Linked DNA regions of Homo sapiens: region 1 is linked to region 2. Evidence: chromatin contacts called from ENCODE Hi-C or POLR2A ChIA-PET data. All regions are on one chromosome and are shown on one strand. The core of a region is the stretch at or near the end of the contact, and the rest is flanking DNA. Distances in the headings are between cores, read along the strand shown. Region 1 holds the start of LINC01560 (long intergenic non-protein coding RNA 1560). Region 2 has its middle 20 kb from the start of ARAF.

Region 1 (5,206 bases), core at 968-3,467, 59 kb after region 2:
GCCCGAGCTCAGCTCACTGCAATCTCCACTTCCCAAGTTCAAGCGATTCTCCTGCCTCAACCTCCCGAGTAGCTGGGATTACAAGCGCCCAACACCATGCCCGGCAATTTTTTTTTTTTTTTTTAGTTGAGATACCACGCCTGGCTATTTTTTTTTTTATTTTTAGTAGAGATGGGTGCTGGGATTACTGTGCCCAGCCCATATAAAATTTTTCTAATTGCACATTTAAAAAAACATAAAATGCAAAAGACAAAAAGAGTTTAGGGAAAAATACTGCAATGTAACTGACAGATGGTTAATATCCTTAATGGACAAAGATGTTAATATCTCTAATGTAATATCCCTAATGTACAGTGTAACTGACAGACTGTTAATATCCCTAATGTACAATGTAATTTGTACACTGTTTACAAATTGATACGAAAAGGAAAAATCACCCTAAAGAAAACTGGACAAAGGATATGAACATTTGCAAAAGAGAAAAGCCAAATGGCCAATAGACCAAAACAATCCTCAATTGCACAAAGTAGTCAGAAAAATACAAAATTAAAGACAGCATCAACATCCAGCGCTGGAGGGGATTTGCCTTAATGAACTTAATGATTTTGCTGGTAGGACTAGGAAACTTTATAATCTTTTGGGGGAAGGAATTTGGCTATATCTATTCAGTAATGAAACCTGCAGTTAATAATAAAACTTCAAAACATAGGAAGCAAAAATTGAATAGCACAAGGAAAACCTGCCAGTACAGTCTCTCTCTCTCCTCTCTCTCTTTCTCCCTGCCACATCACCCCCAGTTGACAAGCTGAAGGGAATTATCAGGAAACACACATTTTAAAAGGCCCAACGCACAAGCTTGAACCAATAGAGCCGCAGAGTACGATAAATCCAACAACTAGAAGATACAGTGTTTTCAATCAAGGCACAAAACCATTTTTGAAAGCTGGCCTCGTACTTGAGCCTTAAGGCAAGTTTCATCAAATTTCAAACTCAACGTTCTTGGGCCACAAGGCAAATGGGCTTAGAAATCACTAACACAGGGATTAACTTCTTGTTCGTTTGCGGAAATGCAAAATGGTGTTAAGACCTGTAACATTTTCTGCAGTCCCTCTAAATTCCTTCTTTGAATAATCGATTCCTAGAACAGGACGCGACGGACCAAGCTGGGTCAAACTGCCGACAGCTCCATTGGGCAGCATGTCCACCCCTGATGACCAAATCCCACCAAACGTGCAGCTGGCACTCGGCCGCCTTTGTTTCCTTCCCCTAGAATAAAACTCCGCTGCTTTCCCACGTTCCTGGAGCAGCAGCCGGAATAAAGCGCCCATGGCCTTGCCCTTTGAGTCTCGGAGGATGTTTGCCACTCCAACAATGGACTTTTAAATAATTCAGGGGTCAAAAGGCGTGTGTGGGGGGGGGAGAAAAGTTACAAATCAGCACTTGAAACCGAACACAAACAAAAATCAAACAAATCCGAACTAATATAACAAATCAAAACTTTGATCTTTAGAAGAAAACTTCAACCTTAATGCTTCCAGGAGGAAAGCAGAAAGGATAATGACTGAATTGTGAAAACGAGCCAAAATGTTCCACCACTGATGTCACACACACCTATGACTCCCTGCACAGATCCACGGTCCCGGGCGCTGAATCCCCGCAACCCTCTGCGCCCACAGAGGTTAAACTCTCGCTGCTGGCGACTTCCGCTTCCTGGCCTAAATCTGACACGCACGACTCCCCCCGCGGCAACTGCACAGGTTCGGTGACAGCCGAGACGCCGAGTGTTTCCCGCAGCCGGCCGGGGTCCAGGTCGGAAATGTAGCCAGTGGGGCCGCCAGGTGGGCTCCAGACGCGGTGGGCGCGGGGTCCCGGCCGCCGCGGGAGAGGGGTCGCCGCGTCCCACAGAGCAGTGCGGCGGCAGGGGCGGGGGCGGGTGCGTCTCGCGACCTGCTCCTGGGGGTGGGGGCTGGGCGATATTTAAAGAGGCGGAGGCTCCCCGGTAGGGACGGCCTGAGGCCGAGGGCACCCTGAGGGCGGAAGAGGCAAAGCGCCTCGCCCGCCGGGGCCTCGGAGGTGACTAACTCCTAGAGGCTGCGGCGGAGGGGAGAAGCCTGGTGGTACATTCCATGGCCCAGTGCCTCGGCCACTGGAAAATCCCACAGGGGTATATCGAGTAGGGGACCGCGGGCTCCGCGGCAGAAATGACCGCCCTTCCAAGATGGCGGCTCCCGTAGAGACACTCCCAAGGAGACAGCCATGTTCCTTGCCTGAGAGTCACTGAAGGAAATTGGAAAGCCCGCCTCTCCTTCGACGCACACGCGCACGCGCACGCACGCACCGGCGCGGTGTAAGGGCACCCACCAGGTGTAATTGTGGGCGAGCGGCCGCTTCGGAGCTGACACTAAGCATGTGCAGATCAAGTCCAGAAGCGCCGGGGTTCCTCGAAGCAGTTTTCAGGACTTAAGGCTCTGGGAGTGAGTTTAACAGACGGACTTAGGGCCACTTAAGCATTGAGATAAATATGGAGATGTTATGACATGGATCAAGCATTAAGATAATTATGGGGATGTTATGACATGGATTTTGTACTCGAAGATGCTCAGTAGGATGAGTAAGGAGGCTTCTCTGGGGTCATTTATAGGGAGGTGCAGAATGAGTGATTGGGGTTTGTGGGTGAGTGATGGGTCACTAGAGAAAGTTGATGGGTAGCCTGTGGGATGAGTGTTGGGGACACCGGAGTGAATAATAAGGGGGTCTGTGGGGTGAGTGATACAGGGTCTCTAGGGTGAGTGATAAGGTATATGTGAGATGAGTGATGAGAAGTCCGTGGGGGTAAGAAAGGGCTGTGCGGGGTGACTACTGGAGGTCTGTGAGGTGTGGGATGGGGTTTATTGGGTGATTGACCAAGGTTCCTGCTGGGTGAGTGATGCGTTTCTTTGGGACTAGTGATGGGGGGCTGTGGAATCAGATATGCAGCTTCCTGGGGTCAGTGATAGGTGGTCTTTAGGTCTGAGATGAGGTTATTTCAAAACCTACTTTTGACTTTGTTGGTCCTCCTGTATCTTTGTTTCTCTGTCATTAATATCTGCCCTTAACTTCGTTATTTCTTTTCTGTTTTTTAATTTTGTTCTCATTTTTAAAGTCCTGAATTTAATGCTTATCTTACTATCCAGTCATTTTATTTTATAATATAAACATTCAGTTTATAAATTTTTCTCTAAGAACACTTTAGCTCCGTGTCACATGTTTTGTTGTGGTTGCTGCTGTTCGGTTTTATTTTGTTTTGAGACAGGGTCTCACTCTGTCGCCCAGAGATGGAGTGCAGTGGCACGATCATGGCTCACTGCAGCCTCAACCTCCTGTGCTCAGTCGATCCTCCCAACTTAGCCTCCCAAGTAGCTGGAACTATAGGCATGTGCTGCCACACCCACTAATTTTTTATTTTGTGTAGACACGGGGTCTCACTATGTTGCCCAGGCTGATTTTTGTTTTAAAGATACAAGAATCTCTCTCTGTTGCCTAGGCTGGAGTGCAGTGAAACCATCATGGCTCATTGCAGCCTCAACCTCCTAGGCTCAAGTGACCCTCCCACCTCAGCCTCCCAAGTTGCTAGGACTACAGGCAGGCTTGCCCAGCTAATTTTTAAATTTTTTGTAGAGATTGGGGTCTTGCTATGTTGCCCAGGCTGGTCTTGAACTCCTTGGCCTCAAGCAATCCTCAAGTAGTCCTCCCACCTCATCCTCCCAAAGTGCTGGAACTACAGGCGTGAGCATCTGACCCACAAGTTTTGATATGTAGCATCTCCACTATAGTTTCCTTCTAATGTTTTCTAATTGCAGTTGCAATGTTCACTCTTACCACTGGGTTATTTAGATATGAGATTTTGATTTCCCAAAACGTTGACATTTTTGTTATTGATTTCTAAATTGTGGTTAGAGGCTGTCACCTGAGTGATCATTACGTGCAGGAATGATGCTTTTAAGTTCAATACATACCACCAAACTACTTTCCAAAACTTTTGTAAAATTGGAACTCCCACCAGCAACATATGAGAAGGCTTCTTCCAAAATCCTGTTCCACATTGGATTTTTTTTTAATTTACCCCATTCTGAGGGCCAAACACAAGGGTATCTAGTTTGCCTTGATGTGCGTTTTCCTGACAACTAGTGACTGAACATTATTTCATTCTTATTGGCCATTGAAATATATATTTAAACTTTTTCATATCCTTTGCCCTTTTTTTCCTTTAGGTGGTTTGTCTTTCTTACTAATTTGTGAATATTAACCTATATTGTAACTATATTTCCTCTATCTCTATATTTTGACTTTGAAAGGTGTCTTCACATTTGATTTTTAAAAAATCATCTATTAAGATATATCTGCCTTTTTCCTTTACAGGTTCTGAGTGTCTTGTCTTGCCTAGTGACTTCCTCATTTCATGTTCAAACAAATACGCCTTAAATTTATTTTTAATATATTTATTTCAATTTTTTAAAGTTAAATTTTAATCTAACTGGAATTTATTTTGGTGTATGGTATGAGATGGAATCAGTTCGTATATTCCATTTGGATAGCTAATTTTCCAGCACCAGTCGTTAAATGAATACCCTTTTCTAATTCAATTAAATGTCACTTTTGTCACATAAGTTCCCAAATGTGTATTGTTTTATTTCTGAACTCTGTTTAGTTCTTCTGATATATGTATCTACTCCTTTTTAAAAAATCATATTGACTTTAGAAATAGTTTTAACATCATGTAGAACTAGTCCCCCTTGCTTTCTTTTTGGTTGCTTTAATTAATTTTCTTGTGCGTTTATTCTTCTTCTTTTTTTTTTGAGATGGAGTCTTGCTCTGCTGTCACCTAGCCTGGAGTGCAGTGGCGCAATCTTGGCTCACTGCGACCTCCACCTCCCGGGTTCAAACAATTCTCCTGCCTCAGCCTCCCAAGTAGCTGGGACTATAGGCGCGTGCCACCCTGCCCAGCTAATTTTTGTATTTTTAGTAGAGACGAGGTTTCACCATATTGACCAGACTGGTCTCAAACTCCTGACCTCGTGATCTGCGTGCCTCGGCCTCCCAAAGTGCTGGGATTACAGGCATGAGCCACCGCACCCAGCCTTATTCTTCCATGTAAATGTTAAAACTATTTTATCTAGTTTCAAAAATAACCACTAAAACTATAATTTTTATAGTTTTCTTATGGGTC
Region 2 (5,150 bases), core at 765-3,264:
CCTGGCTAATTTTTGTATTTTTAGTAGAGATGGGGTTTCACCATATTAGCCAGGGTGGTCTCGATCTCCTGACCTCGTGATCCACCCACCTCAGCCTCCCAAAGTGCTGGGATTACAGGCGTGAGCCACCGCGCCCAGCCTTATTTTATTTTATTTTATTTTTATTTTTTTGAGACAAAGTCTCGCTCTGTCGCTCAGGCTGGAGTGCAGTGGTGCGATCTTGGCTTACTGCAACCTCCACCATCTGGGTTTAAGAGATCCTTGTGCCTCAGCCTCCCAAGTAGCTGGGACTACAGGCACCTGCCACCATGCCTGGCTAATTTTTGTATTTTTAGTAGAGACGGGGTTTCACCATGTTGGCCAGGCTGGTCTCAAACTCCTGACCTCAAGTGATCCACCCGCCTCAGCCTCCCAAAGTGCTGGGATTACAGGCGTGAGCCACCGCGCTCAGCACAAAATAAGCATTTTAAAATGCAAAACAAAATATGGTGGAAAAGAGAAGAAATCCCCTATCTTGGAACTAAAGAATGCCTACAAACATACTTATTCTGTATGTCTACATATATGTACATAGGACTTCCATGTCAGCAGGTTTGGCTCAAGGGTTTCCTGGCCCTTCCTTGTACTCACAGTTTAGAGAAGCCCTCCGTGTCTGCAATGGGTTTGATGACTGGGCCCATCCACGGGTACTGAGGAAGGCAATGCCCAGAGGGCAGAGGCCAGTTAAGGTCCAAGGAGATGAGGTCTCCCTGAAGAATAGTTGGAGGACTAAAGAATGAGTGGGGCTTAGCCAAGTGACAGCTGGGGTTGGAGTGATAGTAACAGTTCCAGTTTCCTAAGAAGAGGGGCTTGTGATCTAGATGAGGTCCCTTTTTCTTCGGAGGGTTGGGGAGTTCATGGTATGAAAAGTATCTGAATCTCTAAATATTTGTGGAATAAATGGGTAAATGATCCTTTCATTCAAAATATACTTTAATGACAGAAAGTCATCAGACAGGGTCTTCTCTTCCTTGAAATCAAGATAAAAATAACGGCACTTCATGGTGCAGTGTTTTTCATTTCTTTCTGGAAAAGATATCTGTACCCTCTGCACATAAGTGGGTGCTTCTACTTTTTGGCTACAAGGGTTAAAATGATCAGTTATATATATATAGGCTAAATAAATTACTTTCTTGTATATTATTTTACACATAAGCACCCACTTATGTTCTAAAAATTCTTTTAATACAGATTTTTAAAAATTGCTCCAAGTGTTTTTAATCTTTTTGATGGGCATATATTTACTTCCTGTCTCTTGCCTTTTTGTTGTTGTTTGTTTGTTTGTTTTGAGACAGACTGGAGTGCAGTGGCGCGATCTCGGCTCACTGCAACCACCGCCTCCCGGGTTCAAGCAATTTTCGTTCCTCAGCCTCCCGAGTAGCTGGGATTACAGGCGCCCGACACCACACCCAGCTAAGTTTCGTATTTTTGTAGAGAGAGGGTTTCACCATGTTGGCCAGGCTGGTCCCGAACTCCTGACCTCAAATAATCCACCCACCTTGGCCTCCCAAAGTGCTGGGATTAAAGGCATGAGCCACCACACCCAGCCGCTTTTTCAAACTATATTTTCTCTTTCTGAAAAGAGAATATTCAAAATAAAAGAAACACGATAATGGTGTAAAATCTGGGAAATTAAAGAATGGAGTGAAATAAGCCATAATCTCTTTAGTAGTAATCATGGTTTACCATTGTGATATATTCCTTTTTAATGCATTTTCCTCTGAAGGCTTTATATGTCTCTATATCTTTTAAATACATTTTAAAATGAGAATAGGAATCTGAGGGGAATAAAAGCTGTAATATAAAATACGCGCAGGCTCATTCACATGATGGAAATGTTTTCCAGAGCCACTGGGTATTCTTAGAAACCATTTCTACCGCCGCCTAGACTAAAAGGAAGTGCAGACACCGTCAGTTGTTAGCTGACCGGCTGCAACTGGAACCTGAGAGCCCTTTGGCTGGAGTGTGGGAGGAGAGGAATTCTCGTTCCTGATTTGCTGATTGGTGTCTGCAGTGTCTTCTGTGTATGCCTGACTGTGGCTCAGAATACAGGGCCCTCTGCTGGGCTATGTGGAAAATTCCATCCAGGGAATTTTCTGGAAAGAACCGAGCCATGGAGAATGTAGGGGAAATATTCTAAGAACTAAAGAAAACAACTAAGTACTCATTTGACTTGATACAAGTTGGAAACTGCTTGGCAGATACAATATTGACGTGGTCAAATTAGAAAGCTCACCCCCCACACACACATCCACCCTCCTTTTTGTTATAAACATCTGAGATGTACTGCTGTGTGAAGTTTATTTTTAAAAGTTAATGACTAAAATGGGCCGGGCACAGTGGCTCACGCCTGTAATCCCAGCACTGTGTGAGGCTGAGGTGGGTGGTGGTGCACACCAGTCATACCAGCTACTCGAGAGGTTGAGAGGTAAGAGAATTGCTTGAACCCTGGAGGCGGAGGTTTTAGTGAGCTGAGATCGTGCCACTGCACTGCATCCTGCTAGACAGAGCGAGACTCTCTTAAAAAGAAAAAAAAGAGTTAGTGACTCAAATGGTACACTTTTATCATCACTCTGGAAAGCAAAACTGTGTAATTTTAAATATTCATACGTTTATTATCTTCAAAATCTAAATGAACTTTTGTTTTTTATTTGTTTTTATTATTATTATTATTATTATTTTGGGACAAGATCTCGCTCTGTCACCTAGACTGGAGTGCAGTGGCGCTATCATAGCTCACTGCAGGCTTGAACTCACAGGCTCAAGCCATCCTCTCACCTCATCATCCCCCCCACCAACTGCAGCCCCACCACCACCTCAGCTCCCCCACCAGTAGCTGGGACTACAGGCGTGCACCACCATGCCTGGCTAATATTTTTTATTATCTTTGTAAAGACGAGGATCTCCCTATGTTGCCCAGGCTGGTCCCAGACTCCTGGGCTCAAGTCATCTTCTGTCCTTGGTCTCCCAAAGTGCTGGGATACACCCATGAGCCACCGCACCCAGCCTGTTTTTTTTTTTAAATATTAAACTTCCTATCCACCTGGAGTAGTGTAAACTTGTTCTGTGATTTGGCAGTTTTCTTCTCAGAATCACTTGTCTCTAGCCACATGTTGGAGCAGAGAATGTCATGAAACCATTGGTTTAGGTGCTGGGTGTAGGCTCATTCTTTGCTCCTCATATAACCTAGTTAGTTAAGATATTAACAAAAGAGAAGAGGGTAATATCTAAATATAGACTTTTATATAATGAGATACTAATACATCCATTAAAACAAATGCACTCACTTGGAAAGATGCCATTATTTTACTGCCAAGTGAATAAAAATAGCTTGCAGAGCAGTAAGTACTCACTGATCTCATTTTCCTTAAAAAAATTATCTTGGTATAAGATCAGCAAAATGTTCCAAAGCACATGCAAAGAATTAAAATTTTGGGGGGCCTAATTCATTGCTTTTTTTTCGTGACTTCTAATTTGTCAATTATAAAAATATTTTCCCTGGCTGGGCGTGGTGGCTCATGCCTGTAATCCTGGCACTTTGGGAGGCCAAGGCAGGTGGATTGCCTGAGCTCAGGAGTATGAGACCATCCTGGGCGACATGGTGAAACCACATCTCTACTAAAAATACAAAAAAAAAAAATTAGTCAGGCGTGGTGGTGGGCACCTGTAGTCCCAGCTACTTGGGAGGCTTAGGCAGGAGAATTGCTTGAACTCAAGAGGCCAAAGTTGCAGTGAGCCGAGCTTGAGCCACTGCACTCCAGCCTGGGCGACAGAGCGAGACTCCGTTTCCAAATATATATATATATATTTTTTTTCCCCTAGTTTTAACGTAATACTCCCAAGTTTGTTGATTGGTTTTATTTTTTATTTATTTATTTTTTTTGTTTTACATTCAAAGCTTCTATCCAGATGAAATTTATTTTGGCATGAGGAGTAAGATAGACATTGAATTTTCTTTTTTATTTCCCCAAGTAACTGCTAGGGGACCCTAGAAATAATTGAAAGTTATTTGAATTTCTCAGGAAAATAGCACTTTGAAGTTCTCAGTTAGTGAAAGCTTTCAAAGGAAGAAAATTTTCAGAACCCTTTAAATATTGCACTTAACTGGGCATGATGGCTAGCACCTGTAATCTCAGCTACTCCAGAGGCTGAGGTAGGAGGACTGCTTGAACCTGGGAGGCAGAGGTTGCAATGAGCCGAGATCAAGCCACTACGCCAGCCTGGGCAACAGAGGGAGACCCTGTCCGTGAATTAGGTCAGTCTTGCATTGCTATAAAGAAATACCTGAGACCGGGTAATTTATAAAGAAAAGAGGCTTAATTGGCTCACAGTTTTATACAGGACTGTACAGGAAGGAGCCTGGGGAGGCCTCAAGGAGCTTTTACTCATGACGGAAGCCAAAGTGGGAACAGGTATCTCACATGGCAGAGCGAGAGCAAAGGGTGGGGAGGTGCCACACACTTTAAACAACCAAATATCTCGTGAAGTGAACCCACTCACTATAGCGAGGACAGCACCAAGCCATGAAGGATCTGCCCCCATGACCCAATCACCTCCCACCAGGCCCTACCTCAAACATTGAGGATTACAATTCAACATGAGCTTTGGCAAGGACATATATTCAAACTATATCACCCCATCTCTAAAGAAAAATTTGTAAGTAAATAAGTAAAAATAAATATTTGCACTTTTTTTTTAAAGATGCCCAGGCTGGAGTGCAATGGCGTGATCTCGGCTCACTGTAACCTCCGCCTCCCAGGTTCAAGCGATTCTCCTGCCTCAGCCTCCCGAGTAGCTGAGACTACAGGTGCCCGCCACCACACCCAGCTAATGTTTATACTTTTAATAGAGACGGGGTTTCACCATGTTGGCCAGGATGGTCTCGATCTCTTAACCTCATGATCCGCCCGCCTTGGCCTCCCAAAGTACTGGGATTACAGGCATGAGCCACAGCACCTGGCCGGTTTTTCTTTGTAGTTTTAGTAGAGACAGGATTTCACCATGTTGGTCAGGCCAGTCTCAAACTCCTGACCTCAGGTGATCCGCCTGCCTCGGCCTCCCAAAGTGCTGGGATTACACATGTGAGCCACTGCGCCCAGCCTTATCTCAAC

What was found. Hi-C counts contacts between places; a loop is a spot of excess contacts on that map. ChIA-PET counts read pairs that join two places held with the same protein, here RNA polymerase II (POLR2A). Pooled maps may share reads with other maps.
Region 1: a loop to region 2 is called in a pooled map, with 8 times the contacts of the local background. The contact joins the promoter of LINC01560 here to the enhancer-like site in region 2. A Hi-C loop is called at or near these places in 1 of 168 maps with a recorded cell type or tissue (CD4-positive, alpha-beta T cell), 4 of 37 single-sample maps with no recorded cell type and 13 of 50 pooled maps. POLR2A ChIA-PET finds 5 or more read pairs at or near these places in 3 of 52 experiments (AG04449, activated B cell and activated naive CD4-positive, alpha-beta T cell).

Annotation. Positions count from the first base shown.
Region 1 is chrX:47,479,727-47,484,932 of GRCh38, reverse strand. LINC01560 (long intergenic non-protein coding RNA 1560) reads right to left here and starts at 2,217. Exons shown (of 1, transcript NR_126059.1): 1 at 1-2,217. ZNF41 (zinc finger protein 41) reads left to right here and starts at 1,711. Exons shown (of 5, transcript NM_001324144.2): 1 at 1,711-1,838. RefSeq lists a silencer at 1,697-1,986 and an enhancer at 1,977-2,276.
Region 2 is chrX:47,538,200-47,543,349 of GRCh38, reverse strand. No RefSeq gene overlaps it. Among named protein-coding and RNA genes, the nearest start is that of ARAF, 20 kb to the left of the region's middle. RefSeq lists an enhancer at 1,866-2,160. Within about 2 kb of position 2,014, at least 18 of the 41 ENCODE cell types and tissues checked have a DNase peak (open chromatin) inside an H3K27ac peak, as active enhancers do.